Linked DNA regions of Homo sapiens: region 1 is linked to region 2. Evidence: read pairs that join two places in POLR2A ChIA-PET (ENCODE). Cell type or tissue: CD4-positive, alpha-beta T cell. All regions are shown on one strand. Each heading gives the region's core, and the rest is flanking DNA. Links, peaks and the distances in the headings are about the cores only. Region 1 overlaps RNF214 (ring finger protein 214). Region 2 overlaps CEP164 (centrosomal protein 164).

Region 1 (10,467 bases), core at 2,299-7,298, 56 kb before region 2:
CCCTCTTCTTCCCCGATGAATTTCATACAGTTTATAGGGACAGTTTCAAAATAACAGATTAACAGGAGGGAAAAACAGTTTATTTACATGTGCAATGTGCATACACATGGAAGAACTCAGTGGTGGGTAACTCAAAGGAGTAGTTAGTTAGAATTTGGGGCCAATATGCTATCTTACTAGATGAAGGGGAGAGAGGAGAAAGCCCCTAGTACTGGGAAAACAAATGACTTCTTTTTTTTTTTTTTTTTTTTTTTGAGATGGAGACTTGCTCTTGTTGCCCAGGCTGGAGTGCAATGGCACAATCTTGGCTCACTGTAACCTCCGCCTCCTGGGTTCAAGAAGTTCTCCTGCCTCAGCCTCCTGAGTAGCTGGGATTACAGGTGCCCACTACCACACTCGGCTAATTTTTTTTTTGTATTTTTAGTAGAGACGAGGTTTCACCCTGTTGGGCCAGGCTAGTCTCGAACTCCTGACCTTAGGTTATCTGCCCACCTTGGCCTCCCAAAGTTCTGGGATTACAGGCGTGAGCGACCGTGCCCAGCCATGGCTCTTTTTTTTTTTTTTTTGAGACAGAGTTTTACTCTTGTTGCCCAGGCCAGAGTGCAATGGCACAATCTCAGCTCACTGCAACCTCCGCTTCCCGGGTTCAAGCAGTTCTTCTGCCTTAGCCTCCCAAGTAGAACACAGATGGGCGCCATGATGTCTGGCTAATTTTTGTAAATTTTTTTTTTTTGTAGAGACGGGGTTTTGCCATGTTGGCCAGGCTGGTCTTGAACTCCTGACCTCAAGTGATCCACCCACCTCAGCCTCCAGAAACAACTGAGATTACAGGTGTGAGCCACTGCACCTGGCCTAGTGGCACATTTTTCAAGATAGGCCATATGATAGGCTACAAAACAAGTCTTAATATTTTTTAAAATAGAAATAATATTAAGTGTTTTCTCAGACCCTAGCAGTATAAAACTAGAAATCAGTTTGAAGAGGAACTCTCAAACCTATAGAAATTAGAAATTAAACAACCTGTCCTGAATGATCTTTGAGTTAACAATGAAATCAAGATAGAAATTAAAATTTTTTAAAAATGATTGATAACGGTGACAGAAGTTATCAAAATCTCAGATACAGCAAAAGCAATACTAAGAGGGAAGTTTATAGTGCCAAATGCCTTCATCAAAAAGACAGGTCACAAATTGACAGTCTAATAATATCACACCTCAAGGAACTAAAAAAACAGGAAGAAACCAAACCCAAAGCTAGCAGAAGAAAAGAAATAACAAAGAACAGAACTAAACAAAATTGAAACCAAAAAATACAAAGGATCAATAAAATTAAAAGTTGTTTCTTTGAAACGATAAGCAAAAATAATAGACCATTAGGTAGATTAGCTGTGAGAGGATTCAAATAAACTTAGTCAAAAATGAAAATAGAGATACCATAACTGATACCACGGAAATAGAAAAGATCATCTGAGACTGCTGTGAACACATATATGTATACAAACCAGAAAACCTAGATGAACTGGATAAATTCCTGGAAACACACAACCCCCCAAGCTTGAACCAGGAAGAAATAGAAATCTTGAACAGACCAATAGCAAGTAGTTTGATTGAATCAGTAATTTAAAAAATCTCCCAACCAAGACATCCCAGGTCCAGATGGATTCACAGCCAAATTCTACCAGACATTCAAAGAACTGATACCAATCCTACTGGAACTATTCCAGAAGATCAAGAAGGAAGGAATCCTCTCTAACTCATTCTACAAAGCCAGTCTCACCCTGATACCAAAGCCAGGAAAGGACACAACAAAAAAAGAAAACTGCAGACCAGTATCCCTGATGAACATAGATGCAAAAGTCCTCAACAAAGTACTAGCAAAACCAAATTGAACAGCATATCAAAAAGATAATTCAGCACAATCGAGTGGGCTTCATCCCAGTGAGGCAAGGATGGCTCAGCATACACAAGTCAATAAATGTGATTCACCACATAAACCGAATTAAAAACCATATGATCATTTCAATAGATTTAGAAAAAGCATTTGATAAAATCCTGTATCCCTTTGTGGTAAAAAAAACCCTCAACAAATTAGGCACAGAAGGAACATACCTCAAAATAATAAAAGCCATATATGACAAACTCACAGCCACCATCATACTGAAGAGAGAAAAGCTGAAAGCATTCCCCCTCAGAACTGGAACAAGGCCGGGCACAGTGGCTCATGCTTGTAATCCCAGAGCTTTGGGAGGCCAGTTCAGGAAGATCACTTGAGTCCAGGAGTTCCAGACCAGCTTGGGCAATATAGTGGGACTCTTTCTCTCAAAAAATTAAAAAATTTGCTGGGCATGATGATACATGCTTATAGTCCTAGTTACTCAGGAATTTGAGGTGGGAGTTCAGGAGTTCAAGGTTACAGTGAGTTATGATCATGCCAGTGTACTCCAGCCTGGACAATACAGTGAAACCCTCTCTCTAAAAAAAAGAAAATAAGAAAATAATTTCTTAACCATTTTTGCTATTGTTGCATGTAGTTCCTTTTGTTAGATCCCAGTGAGGTGAATGTGGCAAAAAACCCAAAGGAAAAGATTTTTTGTTTGTGAATATGTGGAATGTTTCCATTGACATAAGAGGATTTTTCTAATATAAGTTTATATTTGTAGTTGACAATGTGTTTAATGAAAGAGATGTTCAGTGAGCATCTATAATCTTCAAGGATAACATCAGTCACAGAAGGCAACTGTCATGTTTTCTTACAATTATCCGATTGTCAGAGTGAATAGTAGGCTAGATGGATTGACTCTGTAATGTATTTCACATATTTTTATGGTAAGAGCATTCTGACTCTTCATATATTTTGTATATTTTGGAACTGAGGGAATATGTGTTGTAGCAAGAAAACACAGCTGCCTATAAAATCTTTGTCTAAAGAATTATTAGGCTGGGTATAGTGGCTCACACTTGTAATTCCAGCACTTTGGGAGGCTGAGGCTGGTGGATCACCTGAGGTCAGGAGTTCAAGACCACCCTGACCAACATGGCAAAACCCTGTTTCTACTAAAAATACAAAAATTAGCCAGATGTGGTGGTACGCATCTGTAGTCCCAGCTACTTGGGAGGCTAAGGCAGGAGAATTGCCTGAACCTGGGGGGTGGAGGTTGCAGTGAGCCGAGATCCCGCCTGTGTACCCCAGCTTGGGTGACAGCCTTAAAAAAAAATTGTTAGATAATGTGTTCTCTGCTAGGAAGTTAATTTGGGGAAGCAATACCTGGAGATTAAGGCAGAAAATGCCCACCTACTTCTCATTTCTAATAGATGAATATACCTTGTCAGTAGAGGGCTGATGTCAGAGATTGAATAAGTGTGTAACACACACACACACACACCCTCTCTACCTATACATGAAATAGAGAACCAGGGATATGTGGAGAATTGGGTCAAAAGCAAGAATATGTGAGAGGAAAGGGCCTCATAAACTTCTGTTAAGTAGATTGCTCTCTTTTGTATATGTAAGGTTACTACAAAAACAGAAGGGGAATAAAAGTTTCTCTCACTGAAGAAAAGTGGGGGCCAGGCGTGGTGGCTCACGCCTATAATCCCAGCACTTTGGGAGGCTGAGGTGGGTGGATCACCTGAGGTTAGGAGTTCGAGACCAGCCTGGCCAACATGGCAAAACCCCATCTCTACTAAAAATACAAAAAAAATTAGCTGCGCATGGTGGTGGGTGCCTGTAATCCAGCTACTCGGGAGGCTGAGGCAGGAGAATCATTTGAACCTGAGAGGTGGAGGCTGCAGTGAGCCAAGATTGTGTCACTGCACTCCAGACTGGGCAACAGATAGAGACTCCCTCTCAAAAAAAAAAAAAGAAAAGTGGGAACATTTCTCTTAAGATGTAACTCTTGGCCGGGCGCAGAGGCTCACACCTGTAATCCCAGCACTTTGGGAGGCCGAGGCGGGTGGATCACGAGGTCAGGAGATCGAGACCATCCTGGCTAACATGGTGAAACCCTGTCTCTACTAAAAATACAAAAAATTAGGTGGGTGTGGTGGCACGTGCCTGTAGTACCACCTACTCGGGAGGCTGAGGCAGGAGAATCGCTTGAACCCAGGAGGCGGAGGATGCCATGAGCCAAGATCACGCCATTGCACTCTAGCCTGGGTGACAGAGTGAGACTCTGTCTCAAAACAAAACAAAACATGTAACTCTTCCCAAGCTTTTCTTCTTATTTTATTTTTACTTTTCTAAAATGTCGGGGAGATAATTTAAGTATTTTCATCCTATTCTGTCCACTGATCTTGGTAATCCAGGCTTCCAGCTATAAAACTTTACCACAATCAAATGTAATATAAGGAAATTCCTTTGCTGGCTGTGTTGCTTAACGGCCTCTATAGTTCTGAGTAGGGTGATCACCCATCCCAGTTTTAGCACTGAAAGTCATCCATCCTGGGAAATCCCTCAGTACTGGGCAAACCAGGAGAGTTGGTCACTGTCATGCTGAGTGGGGGGAAAACATGTAAGGAGGGAGGAAACCAAAGAAAATGAGAAGTCCTGAGGTATGAAGAGAACATTTTTTTCCTTTTGAAGCATATTTACTATAGCTAGGAAAACTTGAAAATTAATAAACTTGTATCACTGTGCTTAGTAGCGAATTAGTGATTTGCTGCATTAAGGATGAATATTAAGTAGGCCTCTGGCCAGGCACAGTAGCCTGTAATCCCAGCACTGTGGGAGGCCGAGGTGGCAGGATCACTTGATCCCAGGAGTTTGAGAACAGCCTGTAGAACAAAGTGAGACCCCTGTCTCTACAAAAAATAATAAGTAAGCATCAGCCAGGCGTGCTGGCTTGTGTCCGTAGTCCCAGCAACTTGGGAGGCTAAGGCAAGAAGATTGCTTGAGCCCAGGGGGTTGAGGCTGCAGTGAACCAAGGTCATAGCACTGTACTCTGGTCTGGGCAACAGAGTAAGACCCTGTCTATAAAAAACAAACAAACAAAAAAGTGGACCCCTGTGTTTGGTCCTGCATTCATTCTTCAGGACCCATACTAAAAGACATGTTGGGAAATAAGAATGCAGAATGCCATAATGGTTTTGAATCCTCTTGAACGTAGAAGAATGTTCTGCCTTCAATGGAGGGCTTTTGTTCTAAGATGCAGTCTTTTTCCTGCTGTAGGTAACTTTATTTTAGCAAGTGGAGATACAAACTTTTTTTTTTTTTTTTTTTTTTTTTTGAGACAGAGTCTCGCTTTGTAGCCTAGGCTGGAGTGCAGTGGTGCAATCTCGGCTCACTGCAACCTGCGCCTCCCAGGTTCAAGCAATTATCTTGCCTCACCCTTCTGAGTAGCTGGGACTAGGCGACAGGCGTGCGCCATCACGCCCAGCTAATTTTTGTATTTTTAGTAGAGATGGGGTTTCACCACGCTGGCCAGACTGGTCTCAAACTCCTGATTTCAAGTGATCTGCCCATCTTGGACTTCCAAAGTGCTGGGATTACAGGCGTCAGCCACCACGCCCGGTCACAACGTTTTTACTTTCAAATATAGGGCCATTATGCAACTGCAGACCACTGTAAACATTATTTGTCTGTATCTATATTTGATACTTATACTCCAGCTCTCTTTTGATTAGCAAAGAATAAAGAAGAAAGAAAAATAAGTATAGTTAATACTTAGAGTAAGACTTCCTGTAACATACTTGGCTGACCAATTTTGGGTTGTACTTTTGCCCTGGTATCTCTCAACAAGCTTATCTTTCTTCCTTAGTCTTGTTCTTGGTTTCTTATCTTACAGAGAGGTGTGGGAAATGGAACTGGATAGACTCAAGAATCAGGATGGCGAAATAAATAGGAACATTATGGAAGAGACTGAACGGGCCTGGAAGGCAGAGGTGAGAAGAGGAGCTGATATCTTGAAAGTCTTAGTTTCAGGCTTCCAGATGGTATCTACTTTTGGCATTGTAATAGGAGAGCCAGTAAGCATTTGTTTTCACTACCTAGAGGTACCTTTGTGTATGTAAAATTAATAAAGTATTTATATGTGTGTGGCTTCCTTAGATCTTATCACTAGAGAGCCGGAAAGAGTTACTGGTACTGAAACTAGAAGAAGCAGAAAAAGAGGCAGAATTGCACCTTACTTACCTCAAGTAAGTACCTTTCCGTTCTAGAGCTTTAATTGTTTTGCAGTTTGTTTGTTTGTTTGTTTAGGTTTTTTCATTCCTAGGCCAGCTAGTCTGGCACTTATTCTATCTGCACAGGAATTGTAAGGCTATCTCTGTCTGCAGTAGCAATTGCTCAGTGGTTTTTCCTCTCACATTCTAAAGTTCTGTACTGTAACTCTTCCCTGCTACAGTTTTATAGTTTTGCATTTTTTAATGTTTTGTTTCCATTTGGATAAACACTATCTGTTAAAGCCAGACGTAATAGCATGCTCCTGTAATCCCAGCACTTTGGGAGGTCGAGGCAGGAGGATCACTTGTGCCCAGGAGGCCGAGGCTGCAGTGAGCTTTGATGGCATCACTGCACTCCAGCCTAGGTGACAGTGAGACCCTGTCTCTAAAAAATAAAAAATAACCAGCATCTGTTAACCTATAAAGCATAACAATGATCTTTGGAGATTCATTTCCTATGTAGTCATTTATTTTCTTTCTGCCATGGAACTTGGAGGACCCTTGTGGCATTTTCAGGCAGACAAGAACCCTCTCTCTGTTGTTGGTTCTCTTTCTCAATTACTTAAAAGATACTGGAGTTAAAGTGAGGCAAAGGAATTCGAATCTTGGGCTTCTCCTGCACCTGCTCCCACCTCTTCTCAACGGCAATTAGCCAGCTACTATTTTGCTTTTGCTATCTCAGAGAATTAGGAATAGGGCTTTTTTTTTTTTTTTTTTTTTAATGACAGGGTCTCCCTCTGTTGTGCAGTGGTGCCATCTTGGCTCACTGCAACCTCCATCTCCTGAGCACAAGCCATCCTCCTACCTCAGCCTGCCAAGTAGCTGGGACTATAGGCGTGAGCCACCACACCTGGCTAATTTTGCATTTTTTTAAGAGACAGGGTTTAGCCACATTGCCCAGGCTGGTCTAGAACTCCTGAGCTCAAGTGATCTGCCCGCCTTGGCCTCTTGTGCTGGGATTACAGGCGTGAGTCACTGTTCCTAGCAGGGCTTTCTTTAAATCTGTAAATTCCTGTTGGTTTCTTGAAAGGTCAACTCCCCCAACACTGGAGACAGTTCGTTCCAAACAGGAGTGGGAGACGAGACTGAATGGAGTTCGGATAATGAAAAAGAATGTTCGTGTAAGTGTATCTATGAGTCATCATTCAGTCAGTGTTAGTCTGTGCTTAACACTTCCAGCAATTGGGAGGTAGCCTTTTGCATTGCCATTTGGGGCCTATCCTACTATTCCTTTTGTTTTCCTGATAATGGATGGTGCTGTCTTTCTAGAGAGCCTGAGTCAGTTCAGCAGTAAAAATAATCCTTTTTTTTTTTAGGACCAATTTAATAGTCATATCCAGTTAGTGAGGAACGGAGCCAAGCTGAGCAGCCTTCCTCAAATCCCTACTCCCACTTTACCTCCACCCCCATCAGAGGTAAGAGAGTGGCTTTGGGGGGAAGTTCACCTTTCTGTGTTGGTAGCAGCAGCAGAGTCTTCTGCGTGTTCTTTTTATGAAGATATTGGGACCATCCCTATTCAGTGCAAGAGTTGTTCATTGATGTCTTCTCCAGTTTCCTAAACTTTCTTTTTCTTCCTTTCTCTCTCGTCCTCTACCTCTTCTCCTCTGCAGACAGACTTCATGCTTCAGGTGTTTCAACCCAGTCCCTCTCTGGCTCCTCGGATGCCCTTCTCCATTGGGCAGGTCACAATGCCCATGGTTATGCCCAGTGCAGATCCCCGCTCCTTGTCTTTCCCAATCCTGAACCCTGCCCTTTCCCAGCCCAGCCAGCCTTCCTCACCCCTTCCTGGCTCCCATGGCAGAAATAGCCCTGGCTTGGGTTCCCTTGTCAGCCCCCACGGTCCACACATGCCCCCTGCCGCCTCCATCCCACCTCCCCCAGGCTTGGGCGGTGTTAAGGCTTCTGCTGAAACTCCCCGGCCCCAACCAGTAGACAAACTGGAGAAGATCCTGGAGAAGCTGCTGACCCGGTTCCCACAGTGCAATAAGTAAGTACCTTCAAGGACTGATTCAGATGTCTCTATCAGAGAAATGCTTATGGGTTAAAACAGAGGAGGTTACATGGGTGTTCCCCGTGGGTATAGCATAGGCTTTCTCTCCCTCAACATTTTTTTTCCTCAGGGCCCAGATGACCAACATTCTTCAGCAGATCAAGACAGCACGTACCACCATGGCAGGCCTGACCATGGAGGAACTTATCCAGTTGGTTGCTGCACGACTGGCAGAACATGAGCGGGTGGCAGCAAGTACTCAGGTGAGAAAAGCCACTTGGGAGAGAACTTAGGCATGTTGAGGGCTGGGGAAGAGGTAGATTTCAGAAAAATGTGGGGTGGGAAGAAGCATTCCAGTCAGAGGTAGCTAGTCTGCTTTTTTCCTTTCCTGGACTGGGAAATAAGTGATTTTTGTGATATGCTCTGTTACTCAGACTCTCTTCCCTTACTCTGACAATGTTTCTACCTACAGCCACTTGGTCGCATCCGGGCCTTGTTCCCTGCTCCACTGGCCCAAATCAGTACCCCAATGTTCTTGCCTTCTGCCCAAGTTTCATATCCTGGAAGGTCTTCACATGTAAGACTCTTTTTCTTTGAACACTGTGATATGGAGAAGCTGGAGGTGAGGAAGGAGTGGGTTTACAGGTGGAGTGCAGGAAGAAACCATCAGTTGGGTTATTTGCAGCCCTACTGGGAAAATGCAAATATTTTAGGCAAGAATCTATATTTGGATTTTTGTTTCTTTTGATATAAATCTTTTTGCTGCATGGAATTATGGGCATAAAAGGCAAGGAGACCCAGAGGTTCCTTACCTTTTGATCATGCCGCCTCTGTTCTACAGGCTCCAGCCACCTGTAAGCTATGTCTAATGTGCCAGAAACTCGTCCAGCCCAGTGAGCTGCATCCAATGGCGTGTACCCATGTATTGCACAAGGAGGTAGGTGTTACAGACCTTCCTCATTTTCTACACTTTTTCTTCTGACAGCTAAAATAATTTTTCTTTCTCATTTTCTACTCTTTTTTTTCCCTGACAGCTAAAATAACTTTTCTTTTACTGTGTTGGTGCTCATCATTAATATCTTTTTTGTTTTGTTTTGTTTTGTTTTAGACAGAGTCTCGCTCTGTTGCCCAGGCTGGAGTGCAGTGGTGTGATCTCAGCTCACCGCAACCTCCACCTCTCAGGTTCAAGTGATTCTCCTGCCTCAGCCTCCTGAGTAGCTGGGACTACAGGCGCCTGCCAACATGCCTGGCTAATTTTTGTATTTTTAGTAGAGACAGGGTTTCACCATATTGGCCAGGCTGGTCTCGAACTCCTGACCTTGTGATCCGCCCATCTCAGCCTCCCAAAGTGTTGGGAGTACAGGCGTGAGCCACCGTGCCCAGCCTTTTTTTTGTTTTGTTTTTTGAGATAGGGTTTCTTTCTGTTGCCCAGACTGGAATGCAGTGGCACGATTATAGCTCACTATAGCCTCAATCCCCTAGGCTCAAGGTGCTTCAGTCTCTTGAGTAGCTGAGATTACAGGCACATGCCATCATGCCCAGCTAATTTTTTTTTTCTTTTTTAGTAGAGAGAAGGTCTTGTTATGTTGCCCAGGCTGGTCCCAAACTCCTGGGCTCAGGTGATCCTCCTGCCTCAGCCTCCCAAAGTGCTGGGATTACATGCGTGAGCCAGTGCACCTGGTCTCTAATGTCTAATCATAAGGTTTTCAGTAAATTGTGGCTTAAACATTAGCAGAATTCAGAATACTGCAGTTAGGATCTCTCAGCTTTTTACCCCATTCCCTTCAGGGGACTGGATAAGCAATTCATACTGCGCACTAAATAACTTTCTTGGAAAATTGACAATGAGTGATAATCCCACATATCTAACTATTGTTCAAAATGTAGCATTGTCAGAAGACTTTGCCTAGATGAGAGGAATGGAATGGAGGACCTGAGTATGAGATTAGTAACTCCATTAACAGAACAGCTTGGAGGGCTTGCCGGTTAGAGATTATCTTCACAGACTGACAAGTCATTCCTATTTTTTTATGTTGCCAGCAGAGTTAAGTCTCTTAGTAGCAGGGATGATTCCCTCTTAACAACATTTTGTTTTGTTCATTTTGCTTTTCCAAGAGGTAGAAACTGAATTTACATCTAAATTCTTGGTAAGAAAAATTCCTGAATAAGATTTGAGGGTGTCAGGTCTTAGAACAGAGATGCTCATCTCAGGCAAAATGGATCCTAAGGGGGAGCAAGCCACACTAGACATTCAACAAAAAGCAGCATCATGAACATTTTCAACAGCTCATTGTTAATGTTCCTCATAAAAAGGACAGG
Region 2 (10,467 bases), core at 2,252-7,251:
GCTTATCCTTCAAGAACTATCTCAATTGTCCTCTGTGAGGCTTTCCCTGATCTTCCTAAGATTATTTGCCCTTACCTTTGTGTTCTGTTATATATTATGTTACTTCCTTTAATTCATGTAACACATTTTGTAGTCATGTGTTTACGTGTTTGGCTTTCCAGGTAGGCTGAGCTCAAGTTCAGGGCCATGTGTAATCAGGTTTGTAGCCCTAACACGTCGCACAATGTCTGGCCCATGGTGGGTGTTCAGTAAGTGATTACTTGGCGCGGTGACTCACGCCTGTAATCTCAGCACTTTGGGAGGCCAAGGCGGGCGGATCACCTGAGGTCAGGAGTTCGAGACTTGGCCAACATGGTGAAACCCCATCTCTACTAAAAATACAAAAATTAGCCGGGCGTGGTGGCAGGCGCCTGTAATCCTAGCTACTCGTGAGGCTGAGGCAGGAGCATCATTTGAACCTGGGAGGCAGAGGCTGCAGTGAGCAGAGATCGTGCCATTGCACCCCAGCCTGGGTGACAAGAATGATACTCTGTCTCAAAAAAAAAGCAAAGAAAAAGTGATTACTTAATGTCTGAATGGCCTTAACTTATATTGCCTGGTGCTGGATATGTCCTTTGGAGCAAGGTAGAATAAACCCTTTTAAATAGGTGAATAGCAGTCATAATAATGTAATGTCTAACATTTATTGAGACCTTAGTATATTTTAAGCACTTTACATGTATTGAATCATATAAGCCTCACAACACATTGTGATGGATATTGTTAGTACTCTCATTTTATAGATGAGAAAACTGAGGCTGTCCAGCTAGTAAGAGGCAGAGCTGGGATTGAAAGCCAAGAATGTTCCAAAGCTTTTGCTCATTACCACTGCGTAATCAACTCTGACATCTTCCACCTTCTCCCCTTTACCTTCTCCAGTCAATCTTTTCTGTGGTCAACCTTCTTTGTAATTGTTGGAGCAGGGTGGAAGAAATAAATATACAGAGAACCCTCATTATGTCTGTGAGTGTATATTCTCTGTTAGTGTGCAGATGTGCAAAACTCTAGCTATGCTGACAAAGTACAGGGCAAGGTAGCCACAATATTGAAGGACTGGGAAACGATATGTACTGAATGGAAGAGAACTGGGAATACTTAGCCTACCTTAGCTAGAGAATCCTAGGGTGTCCCCAGATGAGCAGAAGGCAGACTTGAGATACCAGGGAACATTTTTTTAGAACCTGATTATTGGCTTACTATTAGACCTTCTAATAGTTAAGAATTATCTAACTATGGAATTGAAAATAGAATCTGTAATACTAGCTAAATTTGTGTAACTTTTCTGTATACAGGGACTGTGCTAGGCACTTTATAAGTGTTGTTTCATTTTACTTTCAGGCTTTTTGATTTTTGTTAAGATTGTTTTAATTATACACATGCAGTTATTGAGGCTGAGAGAGGTGAAGCACCTTGCCTAAGGTCATACAGCTGCTAAGTGAGAGAGCTGGGATTTGAATCCAGGTCTTCTGTCTCCAAAGCTGGTACTTTGACCACTATGCCGCCTGTCACTGGAAGCACAGAGAGGAAAATTTTGGCATGGGAAGGAAGGTGGACCAAAACTACTGCGGGTCTTCCTAGCTTCTGAGATTGCTGGTGTATTTTTTTTTTTTTTCAGATAGGGTCTCACTCTGTTGCCCAGGCTGGAGTATGGTGGTACAATCATAGCTCACTGCAGCCTCGAACTCCTGGTCTCAAGTGATCCTCCCACCTCTGCCTCCCCACTTTACACTCTTTATGTAACTCTGTCTTCCTTTCCATCTGATCACATAGCTCCTGCCTCAGCCTTCCGAGTAGCTGGGACCACAGGTGCACGCCACCATGCCTGGCTAATATATATATATATATATATATTTGTGGAGACAGGGTCTTACTATATTGCTCAGGCTGGTCTTGAGCTTCTAGGCTCAAGTGATCCTAGGCCTTGGTCCCCCATAGTATTGGGATTACCGGTGTGAGCCACAACACCCGGCCTATTCCTTGGTTTTATATTAGCAGTTACAGCAGTAACTGAGCTCCGACAGCTTACATAGGCTTATTTTAGGCTTTGTTGGAAAATTCCAGAGGAGGAGACATGGCCCTCAGAAGTTTGTGGTTTAACAGGAGAGGTAAGAAGACACATTTTCATAAAAAAAGTAATATTGGCCAGGCACGGTGGCTCACGCCTGTAATCCCAGCACTTTGGGAGGCCGAGGCGGGTGGATCACCTGAGGATAGGAGGTCGAGACCAGCCTGACCAACATGGAGAAACTGCATCTCCACTAAAAAAATACAGAATTAGCCAGGCGTGGTGGCACATACCTGTAATCCCAGCTACTCAGGAGGCTGAGGCAGGAGAATCGCTTGAACCCAGGAGGCGGAGGTTGCAGTGAGCCGAGATCGCACCATTGCACTCCAGCCTGGGCAACAAGAGCGAAACTCCTCTGTCTCAAAAAGAAAGAAAGAAAAAATAATAATATTGAGAGAAATCTGTCTGGGAACACATGAAAATTATGAGCTCAGTGCTAAGGTGGTTCTGGGTTGACAGGAGAGGATAAAATTGGCTGGGAAGGCTTCCTGGAGGAAACGTGTGAGCCACTCCTTTTTTGCCTGATTCTGAGATTGGTAGGAGATGCATGAGTGCAGTTGGGTGACCCCTCCTAACTCTGGCTCACAGAAGGTCTCAGGCTAGGCAGCAAGTAGATCTCACTGGATTTCATCTCATCTATTGGTAACTGCTACGTAGTGAACAATGTTGAGGGTTCTGAGGCCATGTCTAGGGTGCCATAATTGACTAGTGATGTCCTTCACAGTTTTAGGCCTGGAGGAAAATAGTAGGACATGTCCTATTTGTTTGCCATGGCAGATCTAAGGGCTGCATTCTCATTTATTGATTTATTTTAGAGACAGGTCTTGCCCTGTCACCCAGGCTGGAGTGCAGTGGTGTTATCATAGCTCACTGTAGCCTTGAACTCCTGGGCTCAAGGGATCCTCCCACCTGAGCCCCCCAAGTAGCTGGGACTACAGGTGTGTGTCACCATGCATGGCTGATATTTTTAATTTTTTGTAGAGACGGTCTCACTATGTTGACCCAGCTAGTCTCAAACTCCTGGCTTCAAGTGATCCTCCTGCTTTAGCCTCCCAAAGCCCTGTTATTACAGGTGTGAGCCACAGTGCTTGGCCCAAGGGCTGCATTCTTAGACTTCTCATCCTCTGTTACCACTCCAACTCAGGTTACCATTGCCTCTTACCTAGCCTAGCTCATGGTTTTCTACCTTATTTCTCTGCATCAGCCCTGATTTTCTTCTTTCCAATCTGGCCTCCGCTTTAGGGTGTACTCCTAGTAGCTTCTGGAGTAGTTTTTCAAAATGTGTATCTGGAAAAACTATTTCCTGGCTTCCATTCCTCTCTCTTTTTTGAGACAGGGTCTTGCTCTGTCACTGAGCCTGGAGTGTGGTGGCACAATCAAGGCTCACTGCAGCCTTGACCACCTGGGCTCAAGTGATCCTCCCGCCTCAGTCTCCCCTGTAGCTGGGACTACAGGTATACACCACCATACCTGGCTAATTTTTAATTTTTTTTGTACAGGGTAAGACAGGGTCGTCTTATGTTGCTCACGGTGGTCTTGAACTCCTGGGCTCAAGCGATCCTCCTGCTTTGGCCTCCCAAAGTGCTGAGATTGCAGGTGTGAGCCACTGTGCCCAGCCCTAGTTCTGTTATGATAAAGGGCAAGTCTGCATGGCCTGGCTCCCACTGGCCTCCCCAGCATCCTATCCAACTGTGCTGCTTCTTGCCTCGTGTTGCCTTCTGCTGAAGGACTTTTGCATGCATCTGTTAGAACACGCTTTCCTTTTTTTCTTTGTCTAGTGAATACCTACTCATCATTCAGTTCTCAGTGTAGGCATCATCTAAATCAGGCTTATTTCCTTCAGAGCACTTCCCTCGGTTCTAATTATACATTTCTCTGTGACTGATTGGTTTGTCTCCCTCCCTTCCCAGACGAGCTCAAGAGTAGCAGCAGCTGAATCTGTTTTTAATCACGATTGCATCTCTAGCGCCTAGAAATAAATGCACGTGGTAGGTGCCCAATAAATATTCCTCGAGTGAGTAGATGATCTTTAGTAGCCATCCTGCTACTACATACAGACAAATAGATATGACTTCTGTTCCCACGTTCCTTTTTTCTTTAACTCATTGGCCTTTTGGACCTGTCCTTGCCCACATCTTTTCTAGAGCCTGATAAGGTAAGGAAAGAAGGTAGAATACAACCCACCCATATTTTAATTTTTTTCTGGCAGAACATTTATTTGAATTTGGATGATCCATGAATTCAGATTTCCCAGAGTTTTCCTGATCTTTAAGTAGTTAAATATATCGCCAGGTGCGGTGGCTCCTGCCTGTAATTCCAGCACTTTGGGAGGCCAGGGCCGGTGGATCACCTGAGATCAGGAGTTTGAGACCAGCCTGGCCAATGTGGTGAAATCTAATCTCTACTAAAAATCCAGAGATTAGCCAGGCATGGTGGGGGTGCCTGTAATCCCAGCTACTCGGGCAGCTGAGGCAAGAGACTAGCTTGAACCTGGGAGACAGAGGTTGCAGTGAACCAAGATCGTGCCACTGCACTCCAGCCTGGGTGACAGACTGAGACTTCGTTTCAAAAAAAAAAAAAAAAAAAGGTAAATATAGATCATTATGTATATAGCAAATTAGTCTTGTTGCCATGTGGACAGAGACTACCTGTCCTGTGCTTGCTGGAGATGGGATGCATCTAGGGGATGACATTTCTCAAATGCAGAATTTCTCAAATTCTCTGAGGTAGTTAAGATAGTACCTCGTATAGAGCACATGCTTGGGAAGTGCTTATTCACCCTAATGTTCAGGCCACCATTGGGCCCTCCCTGCCCGTGGATCCTTTCCTTTTTTCTTCTCCTCTCCCTAAGAGGATTAAAGATTCAGGTGACTCTGTAAGCCACCAGGCAGTGGGCCCCATCTGCCACCCGGGTTCCTGGTCCTTTTCTGCTCAGCTTTTTAGTCAGCAGTGGTCAGGCCTGCGTCGCCTCTGACTGTGTGTGTAGCACAGTGGGGCATCATGTCTGCAGGATGTTACGGGTTCTTCTGAGGGTTGGGAGCACATTCCCACTTCAGCTTATGTACTGTTGAAAGAAGCCCTTTTCCTTTGGTGTTTTCTTCCTGCTTGGAGGTGGCATGGTGGGAATGAGGGGCAGAAGCTGGCTCCCTTCAGGTTCAGTGCACTGACAAAGGGAACCATGTCTTGTGAGTCCTAAGGCAGGACTCCTCTGTTGCCCACCCGTTAGCTGTCATGGTACAGAGGGGGGCCATAGTAAACAATCCCTGATGGATCCTTTGTTGCTTGTCAGGGGTCTCTAGGAACCTTGGAATAGGTTCAGAGTCTCCAGATCCAGCCATTTCCTTTCTAGGCCAGATCTTGACTTTTTTTTTTTTTTTTTTCAACCAGGAGAAATAACTTTATTTGGACTGAGAGCTGGAGAATGAGAATAGGACCTGAGAGTATATTGGGCTAAGGAGGAGAGGTAAGGTTCCAAAACGGCGGTCAAAGCTCATCGACTAAACGGACTCTACTTCCCACCAAACTTGCAGTTAGTGCAACCAACAAAAGGCCTGCTGGGGAATGTATTTGCCACTAAATTCCCCAAGTATGCCAACATTACAAAAAAGATAGAGGTTTCTAATCATAATTAAATTTCCACAAACCTCCCCAATCACAAGTATTATAAGCAGAAGTAAAAAAAAATCACATTTTACAGATCTCAAACTTGTCTTCAATATTTAGTTCATCATCTTCAAAAAAATAGCTCCCCTGCTAAACTCATTAGCTATCTGATCTATCCAAGCAGCAAGAAGATGGCCAGGCCATGGCAATCCTCTTCCCATTTTCCCTATCCATTCAGGGCTCAACAGCAGGGTGAGGCTCAGGTTGGGGGTGGGGTGGGGGGAGCACAAGGGCTACTTTCCCCCAGTACAACATGGCTTCTGAAGCTTGATGGGAGAGCAGAACTGGTGAGACTTGAGGGAAGGGTCCAGGGCCTGTATTCAGTCAGAATCGCTGCTGGAAGAGGAGGAGAAAGAGGAGGAGGAATGCTTGCCATGCTTTTGGTGCTTGTGCATCTTTTTATGAGCTTTCTTCATTTTATTCTGCATCTTCTTGTCCGCTGTCACTGCTGGTCTGACCATGCCAGGAGCCAAGAGATTCACAGGAGGGATTCCAGGGGCAGGCGGTGGGTATGGAGGAAGGTGGGGACCCGAGGATTGGCATCCTGGATACCCTGGCTGTGGTACAGGATGAGGGGCCCCACCTGGGAGGAAAGCTGGATTGCCCTGGGGAACTCCTAGGGGAGGAGGACAGGGGCCTGGGGGAAAGGGTGGATTGATAGGTGGTGGGTGGGCAGGATTGGAACCTCCAGGGCACCCAGTGTTGGGGGATATGGATTTGGCCCTGGCTGTCTGGCATTGGGATTCCACATGTTTAGGTGTGTCCTCCAGCCTTTCCACGGCTGCCTGGGCTTGATGCGTTCTACCAGATCCTGATGTTTTTAATGGCTGGGCCTTTCTGCTTGAAGAGGGCCGTTTCATCCTTGCTGCTCCAGGAGGAACAGTGGCAGCTTCTGAGGAAGTGGGGACTGGAGAGGTCAGGACTTGTGGCTCCAGACTCCTGTTGGTCACATTTGGTGTGGCCAACTGCTCTGCAGGTTGGGGAGGTGCTCTGAGCAGGTCTGTGTGTGGCAGCAGTTTCCCAGGCGACTTCCTTCATCAGGCTGCAGCATGGGAGCTGCCATGGGGAGAGTTGGTGGGAACTGGGGTCCTGAGGTAGGGGTGGGAAGAGAGGAGCAATTCTAGAAGTGCACCAGCTTCTCAGTTGAAGAATTTGGCACCGCCCCATCCCTGGAGCTAGAAACCTTGGATTCAAGCTGGACTTCTGTCTTCGCTTGGGCTGCCGTAACACAATACCGTAGACTGGGGGGCTCCAACAACAGAAATCTCTTTTCTCATAGTTCTGGAAGCTAGAAGGCCCATATCAAAGTCTGTTGCTGGTTCCTGTCTTGCAGACAGCTGCCTTCTTGCTGTGTCCTCAGATGGTAGAGAGAGACCTCTAAGCCACTAGACAGTGGGCCCCATCTGCTGCCCTGGTTCCTGGTCCTTTCTTCCTCTCCTTTTAATCCTATCAGGCCATTTAACCTTAATGACCTCATTTAACTTTAATTACCTCCTAAAGAACCAGTCACATTGTGGATTAGGGCTTCAATATGTGTATTTTTCTTACTTTGAGAGGCTGAGGCGGGAGCATTGCTTGCACCCAGGAGTTCAAGACCAGCCAGGGCAACATAGTGAGACACCATCTCTGTAAAAAAAAAAAAAAGTAAAATATATACATATGTGAATTTTGAAGGGATGTAGCTCCTTTCCACTTTTCCCCCATATCCTGGTCCTATTAAGCTTAACATCACTGGGTCTGTTCTGACTGTCTCTTCTTCATTCCCCTGCTTCTGCCCTAGTTAAAGTCCTTATCATCTCGCCCCTGGGCAGCAGCCTCCTCAGGTGGTTTTCCTGACACCAGTCTCTCATTTCTCCAATCCAGCCATGCCAGTCTTGCCAGAATTCTTGTCCTAAAAAAAGGCCACCCTGTGATACTTTGTTTCACCAGAGCCCTCAGTGACTCCCCTCTGGTGTAGGACAGGGTGGAGGCTCTTTAGCACGGTCTGCAAGGCTCACTGTGACCAGCCGGTCACACATGTTGGTATCCCCACTCTGGAACACCTGTCTGTGCAAGATGCTCCCTCTGTTTAGAATGCCTTTCTCCCCCATCAGAATTCTTGCCAGCCTTCCTTCCTTCCTTCCTTTTTTTGGGGAAATTTTTTGCCCTTATCTTAGCACTCTCAGAACAGGAAGTTTTTTTCCCTTCTGCCTTCTGCTGCTCTTGAGGTCGTTCCCGCCACTGGATTGTAAGCTTCCTGAGGGCATTTTGGATATGAATCGGGACATCCAGATGGGCATATGTGTTGAGATGGGGGTGTGCCACGGAGATGTGCTGGTGTATGGGGGTCTGTGCTGCTGGTTATTTTGGTGTCACTAGGATTTTTACTTGGTGGTTCTGTATTATAATTGTTTCTTCTATCTGGGGGAGGCACAAAGTCAAACTCTTGACAGAGCCAGGCTTGAAGATGTTTTGTGGTTCACCAGGTGTTCATCAAGCCTTTGGGAGACCTTTGCCAGGTGCAGAGCCTGTGAGCCTTGAGTTGTTGGTTTCACCCTCCACTATACCTGGCGCCTGGGAAGGCCCTGGCCAAATTGCTCTGCAGGGTCTGGTTTGACCCAGATGCTCCATGACCCAGTGCCAACTTTTCCCCTGTTAAGCTTGGTCACTGATTTTTCTCTTTTGGTGGGGGCCTCTGGGATCTAGGTGTTTGAGCCCAGATGAGTCATGGCTGGACGACCCCTCCGCATAGGAGATCAGCTGGTTCTGGAAGAAGATTATGATGAGACCTACATTCCTAGTGAGCAAGGTAACAAGTCTGTGAAGAGGCCTGTGGTGTATTGTGTTTGTTTTTTGAGGACAGGGATTGTCTGGTTTATTTTTATTCTTTCAGTGCAAAGTATGGTACATGTACAGAGTTGCTTAGTATATTCGGGTTAGATCAAATGTGAGCCTACCTTGGCCTCTTGCCTGTTTTTTTTTAAGTTTCTTTCTGTTGCCCAGGCTGGAGTGCAGTGGCGTGATCTCAGCTCACTGCAACCTCTGCCTCCCAGGTTCAAGTGATTCTCCCACCTCAGCCTCCCGAGAAGCTGGGATTACAGGCGTGCACCACCACACCTGGCTAATTTTTTGTACTTTTAGTAGAGACGGGTTTCACCATGTTGGACAAGCTGGTCTCGAACTCCCGACCTCAAGCGGTTTGCCTGCCTCCGGCTCCCAAAGTGCTGGGATTACAGGCGTGAGCCACCTTGCCTGGCTACTTGCCTATTTTTGTAAATACACCTTCATTGGAAAACAGCCACAATGGTTTATGTATTGTGTGTGGCTGCTTCTATGCTACAGCTGCAGAGATATGTGGCTGTTAAGAGAGGTATATGACCCACAAAGGGTAAGATAGTTACTCTCCGGTTGTTTACAGAAAAAGTTTGCTGTCTTTGGGTTAGAGCAGTGATTAGATTTAAATGGAAACATAGTAGGGGGTATCTAAATACAGTGTGTTCTGAGACCAGGGGAAACCCAATTTCCTAAGCACGAACTTAGAGCAGTGTTTTTTTAAACAACAATAACATTATTAGTAACAATAACAACATAACTTATTATGTGCCAGCGTCTGTTTTAAGCACTTTGCATGTATTACCTTATTACCTTTTCCTTTGTTTTTTGTTTTTTTTTTTTTTTTTTTTTTTTGAGACAGAGTCTCACTCTGTCACCCAGGCTGGAATGCAGTGGTATGATCTTGGCTCACTGCAACCTCTCTCTCCCGGGTTCAAGCGAATCTCATGCCTCAGCCTCCTGAGTAGCTAGAACTACAGGTGCCCACCACCACACCTGGGGAACTAATTTTTGTATTTTTAGTAGAGAAGGGGTTTTGCAGTGTTGGCCAGGCTGGTCTCAAACTGACCTCAAGTGATCTTCCCACCTCCACTTCCCAGAGTGCTGGGATTACAGGCGGGAGACACCATGCCTGGCCCATGTATTACCTTTTCAACCCTCACTGCAACTCCATGAGTTAGGTACTATTATTATCCCCATTTTACAGATGAGGAAATCAAGGCACAGAAAGATTAACTTCCTGTGGATATACAGTTCTATTCTAAGTGGTGTTGCTAGAATCCACCTCCAGGTATTCAAGCTCTAGGGCCTGTACTTTGTTCTTTGTTTTTTTTTGTTAGTTTGTTTTTTTTGAGATGGAGTTTCACTCTGTCGCCCAGGCTGGAGGGCAGTGGCGGGATCTCTGCTCACTGCAACCTCCGCCTCCCAGGTTCAAGTGAATCTCCTGCCTTAGCCTCCCTAGTAGCTGGGACTACAGATGCGTGCCACTGTGCTTGGGTAATTTTTTTGTATTTTTAACAGAGACGGGGTTTTGCCATGTTGGCGAGGCTGGTCTCAAACTGACAAGTGATCTCCCCGTCTTGGCCTCCCAGAGGATTGGGATTACAGGCATGAGCCACTTGTGCCTGGCCATAGGGCCTGCACTTTGAAGCACTATGCAATTATTTGGAGTGAAAGTTTCTTTGAAATTCTGACGAGTTATGATCTAGGCATACAAAGTTTGCTTATAATTCAGGTGGTTCATGGACTTGAGAGCAGGGTTCACAATTCTTGCATCTCTAGGAATACATGGATCTCATGTTAAATGCTGGACTTTGCTTATAGCATAGGGTGTTTTTTTTGTTTTCCATATTTTTGTTTTTAGAGACAGTCTTACTCTGTCACCCAGG

What was found. ChIA-PET counts read pairs that join two places held together with the same protein. Peaks named below come from ENCODE experiments on the same cell type or tissue, not always from the same donor. Only the 100,000 strongest peaks of a DNase experiment are listed, where the experiment ranks them.
Region 1: POLR2A ChIA-PET joins it to region 2 with 6 read pairs; 6 of 35 experiments call an interaction of 5 or more read pairs at or near these places.

What each region holds. Positions count from the first base shown.
Region 1 is chr11:117,274,126-117,284,592 of GRCh38, forward strand. RNF214 (ring finger protein 214) reads left to right here. Exons shown (of 15, transcript NM_207343.4): 7 at 5,783-5,879; 8 at 6,046-6,134; 9 at 7,189-7,279; 10 at 7,475-7,573; 11 at 7,769-8,145; 12 at 8,279-8,411; 13 at 8,621-8,725; 14 at 8,990-9,085. Among named protein-coding and RNA genes, the nearest start is that of BACE1, 37 kb to the right of the region's middle. In CD4-positive, alpha-beta T cell, for the core only: no CTCF peak of the experiment used is centred there; no DNase peak of the experiment used is centred there; H3K4me3 peaks cover 1,558 bases; H3K27ac peaks cover 2,295 bases.
Region 2 is chr11:117,330,114-117,340,580 of GRCh38, forward strand. It overlaps CEP164 (centrosomal protein 164), which reads left to right. Exons shown (of 33, transcript NM_014956.5): 2 at 5,492-5,567; 3 at 8,453-8,555. The coding sequence starts at 8,474. It also overlaps the pseudogene PRR13P3. Among named protein-coding and RNA genes, the nearest start is that of CEP164, 7.5 kb to the left of the region's middle. In CD4-positive, alpha-beta T cell, for the core only: no CTCF peak of the experiment used is centred there; no DNase peak of the experiment used is centred there.